2 separate regions of the Homo sapiens genome follow, and region 1 is linked to region 2. A link is a contact called in ENCODE Hi-C or POLR2A ChIA-PET data. All regions are on one chromosome and are shown on one strand. The core of a region is the stretch at or near the end of the contact, and the rest is flanking DNA. Distances in the headings are between cores, read along the strand shown. Region 1 holds the start of IGF2BP2-AS1 (IGF2BP2 antisense RNA 1). Region 2 overlaps IGF2BP2 (insulin like growth factor 2 mRNA binding protein 2).

Region 1 (3,531 bases), core at 64-2,563, 36 kb after region 2:
AACTCTACAAACACCAAACTCCCCTTTCCCAGCTTTGGTCCTGATGTGCTCAGGAGAGTTGGTGCCTGGTTTTCCCATGAAATGTGAATGAATCTGGCAACTAATTAGAAGGCATGACCTGGAGCCAGCACTGAATCAGGAGAGAAACTATTAAAGTTATACAGAGTCACCTGTAGATTCAGCTAAAGACCTAGTTCAGGATGGTTTCAGAAGCTGAGAAGTGCAACTGTCAAACCAACAGATTATGCTTATTTTTTATTTAATAGCACCCTGATTACCATACTTACTAAGAATACCTTTTTTCCTTGGTGTGAAATGTAAAATTTGCAATAATCAATCATAAATACTTATGAAAATGCAAACATTTTTATTTACTAGTGTCTATAAGCAAAGAAAAAGCCTTGATTTCCTAGGGAACAATGACGTAAGAAAAAATACAAATTTTAAATATATTCCCTAGATTTTCTAACACCATAATTCTCCCCACTCCTAATAAAACATTTTATTGTTACCAAAGGCTGCCATTATTCCAACACAATAGAGAAGCAGAGTGAGAGATATGCCAAGTGGGAACTGGAGATACGAATTTGAATCCCAGCTCTACCACGATGCTGAGTCAGTCATTCAACCTCTCTAATGCCTCAGCCATGAGACAGAGAAGATTCTTTCTAAATCTATGATTTACCTCATTTTGACAGCAAAACAGAACTGTTGCAAGGAGAAGGTAAGGAGCAGAAAGAAGAGGTATCCCACATGGACCTTAGGCTACAAATAGATGCTGAATTTTGGAAAAAAAAAAACAATAATCTCAACAAATCTTGAATTTTGTTTGGGTCACAATTTTTAACATCCCAATAAATAAGTTAGGTGACAAACTCCACTGTATTTTATAATTGGATGGCTTACAAATCAAAAAACAATGGGTTTGTGACTCTACTTGTGTCATGACCCTACAGCCTCCATTTACCCATTTCTTCCCTCTCCTAAAACAGGAAGCTTTACGCTTACACTTTCATTACTGCCAGGATACTCTTGTACAATATCTGGTGTCCAGATTTTGAAAGTATAAGGTTATTTCATGAAATTTACTATGAACAGAATAGAGGGTGTTGCATAGCCTGCCCTACAGATATGTATGTGTGTGTGTGTGTGTGTGTGTGTGTGCAAGAGACATATATGTGTGTGTGTGTGTCTTGGTGTAATACTGTGAATGAGAAGACCAGAACTGCACCCAAGGAACTGTACCACTGTCATAAACCACCAGGTCAAAGTTCACATTTTCACTGCATAGAAACAGAACTCTGGCCCATAACTCAGATGTTGGTTAATTAGTAATATAGGGATACTCCACTTGTTATTGCGACTTTGATCTAAACAGCTCTGTAAAGCCCATTTTCACATTTTTAAAATAATATGCTTTAGCAGCAGGTGAGGAAAACTTAAGGCATGGCACATTTATTGGAAAAGCAGCAGTGGGCGGCTTGGTTTAATGGCAACACCACTAGATAACTGTCTAAGGCCCTTTCCAGATCCAATGGTCAAGGTAACAGGTAAGTAAGATAGACTCCAAAGGCAGGGGTTTGAGGGGAGTGGGGAGTGCTGGTGAGACATCAGAATGAAAATTGTTTATTTCACATGGAGCTCTTTCTCGTTATTTTTAACATTGCGATTCTGTGGATCTCAGCAAATCTGAACAGCTATATCTACCACTCAACTGGTATATTTGAAATAAATTTATATTTTAGAAGTAAGTGCTACATACTCTTTTTCATTTTCTTTTGAGATGGACTCCTGCTCTGTTGCCCAGGCTGGAGTGCAGTGGCGCAATCTCAGCTCACTGAAACCTCCACCTCCTGGGTTCAAGTGATTCTCCTGCCTCAGCCTCCTGAGTAGCTGGGATTACAGGCACCCACCACCACACCCGGCTAATTTTTGTGTTTTTAGTAGAGATGGGGTTTCACCATGTTGGCCAGGCTGGTCTTGAACTCCTGACCTCAGGTGATCCGCCCATCTTGGCCTCCCAAAGTGCTGGGATTACAGGCGTGAGCCACCACGTCTAGCCCAAGTACTGTATATTCTTTGCACAAAATTCAAAATGTACCAAAGAATAGAATAGAAAAATTCTCTCTTCTACATCTATACTTCAGTCCTCCAGGTCCCATTACTCATTTTTTAAAAATCCTTCCCGTGTAGTCTATACATAAGCATATATGAATACATTCCTTTTTTTTTTTACCCAAACACAAACATTAATGCTCTGTATATGCATTTTTTCACTTAGTATAGGGTAGTATTATTCTTTTTGACAGCTGTATAATATTCAGTTTTATGAATGTACCATAATTAAACTGGTCTTCTACTGATGGACACAAGATGTTTCTAATCTTTTGCTGTTTCCAAAAAGTAAGTAAATGCTGCAATGAATATCTATTCATCTATCATCTAGCTATCCATCCATCCATCCATCTCACTTTGCACGTGTGAGCATATCTTGGAAGATAAACTCCTAGAAGTGAAATCCTAAAAGTGGAACAGTTATTGGGCTGTGCATTTGTAACATCAACACACAGTGCAATGCTGATTTCCCCATGTATCTGAAACATGGGAGCTGAAAACATGGAGCTATCAAACTTTTGATTTCTGCCCATCCATAGGTGAAAAATACTATCTTGTTTGCATTTTAATTACAAATGAGGGTGATCATTTTTCATATATTAAAGAACCTATGGTTAGGTGCAGTGGCTCACACCTCTAATCCCAGCACTTTGGGAGGCCAAGTCGAGAGGATTGCTTGAGCCCAGAAGTTTGAGCCCAGCCTAGGCAACGTAGCAAGACTCCATCCCTATCAAAAAGCAAAGCAACCAACCTATCCCATCCCATTCACTCTGGGAAACTTCACAGAATTCTTCCTTGCTTTTTCTCAGTATTCAGGCAGGTGACTATTGGCTTTCTTAATTTCATTTCACTTATTCCACAGACCCTTACCAAGCATTTACTATGTTAGATACCAGAAAGACAGCATGAACCACCTGCTCCCAACCAGGAGGCTAGTGGGCAGGGAGTGCACCTCACATGCCGCACTGCCAAGGGACAAGCCTGCACCATGATGGAGGGTGCCTGAGGGGCAAGACAGACAGGAGGGGAAACCTGGCAAGGAACCAGGGGGAGGCAACACCTTAGCAACGCTCTGAGGAATGGAAGGCAGAATACGCCAATGGGAAAAGTGAGAGCATAGAGGGGTCGGGAAAGATATTCTAAGGGAATGAGGCACACAAAGGCATGGCAGCCAGAACAGGAATTTGAGGAATCTCAAGTCCTCTGATTTGAGAGGAGCAGAGAATGCTTCCAAGGAAAGGCAAGAGAGCAGGCTGGACAGGCTGGCAAGAACCCATGGCAAAGACTTCCTATTTCCTGAGTTAAACCACGAGGGTGATAAACCTTTCACCAAGACTCAGACACGAATCATCACGCCCCACACAGAGTCAGTACACGCCAGGTAAACACCGGGAGGCAGGTAAGCACAGCCAGCAG
Region 2 (3,464 bases), core at 322-2,821:
AGGGAAAAGTAGATGAATGAACTAGACGTATCGAAATGCTCAGGTGTTCCATTATTGGGCATGAGTAATCTGAGTAAGTGGCTTACGATGAGATTGTTATCTTGGTCCCTGTTTCATGTTCAATTTTCTTCAAATTTCTGCCTTCTTTTCCAATCAGTCTTCCAACCAAGCCATTGTGTGCCAAGATTTTCAGAGGAATCTCTTCGGCTCTAAAAGAGACAAGCAGCAAGTTAACACTTCAGATACGTATAACGGTTGTCTCCCAAAAACCATTACCTTGCTTTTTTCTTATAAATGGAAGTCATTTTGTTCAGGTACCAAGTGATGATGGGATTTGGGAGAGGTCAGGTCCCTCACCGACCCCAGTTCATGAATTTTGATTAACATAAGCCAAACCATGGTAATTCTACTCCCTCGTAGTAGCTGGTTGGAAGTGGATCCATGAGGCTGATCTGGCCAATGAGGGTATTACAAGAACTCTATTGGGTGAAGAATGTTCTCCTTGCTCTTAAAAAAAGGTACAAGGGAGAGTGACGTTAGCAAGATGGCAGACTAGGAAGCCACAGGTCTCTTTCCCCCTCACACACACCTCAAATTAACAAGAGATAGACCAGAACACCTCTGTGAGAACTCTAAAGATCAGCTGAGAAGCTATAATATGAAGTCCGCTGTAAACTAAAGAGGAATTCCAGGCCGGGCGCCGTGGTTCACGCCTGTAATTTCAGCACTTTGGGAGGCCAAGGTGGGCAATCGCCTAAGCCCGAGAGTTCAAGACCAGCCTCGGCAACATACTGAAACACTGTCCTTACTAAAAACACAAAATTAGCCAGGCATAGTGGTGCATACCTGTAGTCCTAGCTACTTGGGAGGCTGAGGTGGGACTGCTTGAGCCAGGGAGGCCAAAGCTACAGTGAACCATGATCACACACTTCTGCACTCCAGCCTGGGCTACAGAGCAAGACCCTGTCTAAAAACAACAACTATATATATATATATATATTTACTGGAGATATATATATATGGAGATGTATATATATATATATTTACTGGAGATATATATATATATGGAGATATATATTTACTGGAAATATATATATATTTACTGGAGATATATATATATGGAGATATACACTTACTGGAGATATATATATATATTTACTGGATATATATATATGGAGATGTATATATATTTACTGGAGATATATATATGAGATATATATTTACTGGAGAGAGAGACATATATATATGGAGATATATATACATATGGAGATACATATATATGGAGATATATATATATGGAGAGATTATATATATGGAGAGAGATATATATATATATGGAGATATATATATATATATATATATATAGAGAGAGAGAGAGAGAGAGAGAGAGAGAGAGAGAGAGATGTATATATATCCAGTAAAAAAGGTAAGAACATTCAGTGTTTTCAAGGCCCCACCCGCTACATGGCATACTGAAGAGCAAAGGGGAGGAAACCCTAAAGGCTGGGCTCCTCCTTTGGGACAGAAACAAAGACTGGATTATGCATACAACATTTTGGCTTGTCTGGAAGGTGCCAGAAAAACTGGTTTTTGTGTCACTGACTCAGAGCACTGAAGGATCAGCATTAGAGTTCAGAAGCTGCTGAAAACAGAGGCAAGCAGCATTTAAGAACTGCAGTTCTACAGTCAGACACCAGAGGGATCAAGAGATTAGAAAAGGTTTGAGAGGTCCTAGAACCTCTAGCTAGGCTGATTTCAGGTCTTCCACTGCCCAAAGCCAGTACACAGAGACTGTGAGAGGTGGTTGTTTTTTCAAATGCCCAAATCCCAACAAAAAAACTTACTAGGCATACAAAGAAACAGAGAAGCATGACCCAATCAAGGGACCAAAATAAAACTCCAAATACTGACTCTAAAGAACACAGATCTACATGCTCCCTGACCAGTAATTAAAAATAATTGTAAAGATGCTCAATGAACTAAACAAGAACACAGACAGACAACTAAATAAAGTCAGAAAAATTATGCATGAACAAAATGAGAATATCAACAAAGAGACAGAAACTATAAGAAAGAACCTAACAAATTCTGGAGCTGAAAAATACAATTGAACAGAAAAATTTGTTAAAGGAGTTCAACAGCAGATTTGACCAGACAGAGGAAAGGACCAGCAAATTTGAATGTAGATCATTTGAAATCTTCAAGTTAGAGGATTAAAATAAATAAATACAGTGAAGAGAGCCTAGGGACCTATGAGACATGCCAAGTAGATCAATATAAGCATAATGGGAATCCCAGAAAGAGAAGAGGGAACAAAGGGGCATAGAGCTTTATTTGAAGAAGTAATGGCTGAAAGGTTCCCAAATATGAGGAACAAAATGTACATACAAATCAAAAAATTTAAAGAACTCCAACTGGGACAAATCCACAGAAAACCACACTGACACACATTATAATCAAACTGTCTAAAGTCAAAGATAGAGTATCTTCAAAGTGGCAAGAGAAAAGCAATTGTGACATACAAAGGAGCTTCCGTAACACTATCTGCAGATTTCTTAGCAGAAACTTTGCAGGCCAGAAGGGAGTGGGATGATATATTTGAAGTGCTGAAAGAAACTGCCAACCAAGGACACCATGTGTGGTAAAACTGTCCTTCAAAAACAAAGGAGAAATTAAGATTCCCAGATAAATAAAAACTGAGGGACTTTATTACCACTTGACAAGCTCTACAAAAAATGCTGAATTCTCTTAATTTTCCTTGTGCTGCTGATTTCTGGTTTCATTCCATTGTGATCAGAAAAGATACTTTGTAGTATAATTTCAATCTTCTTGAATTTTTTAAGATTTGTTTTGTATGTTCTCTCTCCTGGAGAGTTCCACATGCATTTGAGAAGAACGTATATTCTGCCATTGTTGGGTGGAATGTTCTTGTATGTCTGTTGGTCTATAGTGTTGTTCCAATTCTATTTCCTTATTGTTCTTCTGTCTAGTAGTTTTATCCATTATTGAAAGTAGGGCACTTAAGTTTCCTACTGTTATCATGTTGCTAATTATTTCTCCCTTCAGCTCTTTCAAAGTTGACTTCACATGTTTAGAACTCTGAGGTTTGGTGTGTACATATTTATAATTGTTGTATCTCCTTGGTGAATTGTTCCTTTAACATTGTATAACGTCCCTCTTTGTCTCTCGTAACAGTTTTGTTTTTAGTCTATTCATCTGATAATAGTATAGCTACTCCTCCTCTCTTGTGGTTACCATTTGCATGGAGTATCTTTTTCCATCTTTTTACTTTCAGCCTATATGTGTCCTTATATCTAAAAGGAGTCTCTTGTAGGCCACATACAGTTAGATCCTGTTTTTAATCCATTTAGCCAAGAATGGGGAGTTTAATTCATTTGCACTTAAAAGTAATTACTGATAGGGAAGGACTTACTTTTGTCATTTTCATTGTTTTCTGTATGTCT

What was found. Hi-C counts contacts between places; a loop is a spot of excess contacts on that map. ChIA-PET counts read pairs that join two places held with the same protein, here RNA polymerase II (POLR2A). Pooled maps may share reads with other maps.
Region 1: a loop to region 2 is called in a map of Calu3, with 2.1 times the contacts of the local background. The contact joins the promoter of IGF2BP2-AS1 here to the enhancer-like site in region 2. A Hi-C loop is called at or near these places in 10 of 168 maps with a recorded cell type or tissue (CD14-positive monocyte, Caco-2, Calu3 and 6 more) and 3 of 50 pooled maps. POLR2A ChIA-PET finds 5 or more read pairs at or near these places in 9 of 52 experiments (Caco-2, HEK293, MCF 10A and 6 more).

Annotation. Positions count from the first base shown.
Region 1 is chr3:185,711,939-185,715,469 of GRCh38, forward strand. IGF2BP2-AS1 (IGF2BP2 antisense RNA 1) reads left to right here and starts at 1,314. Exons shown (of 8, transcript NR_126326.1): 1 at 1,314-1,550. All of the region lies in intron 2 of IGF2BP2 (insulin like growth factor 2 mRNA binding protein 2), which reads right to left.
Region 2 is chr3:185,675,705-185,679,168 of GRCh38, forward strand. It overlaps IGF2BP2 (insulin like growth factor 2 mRNA binding protein 2), which reads right to left. Exons shown (of 16, transcript NM_006548.6): 8 at 87-209. Among named protein-coding and RNA genes, the nearest start is that of IGF2BP2-AS1, 36 kb to the right of the region's middle. Within about 2 kb of position 1,572, at least 2 of the 41 ENCODE cell types and tissues checked have a DNase peak (open chromatin) inside an H3K27ac peak, as active enhancers do; they include PC-3, where a contact is called at or near this core.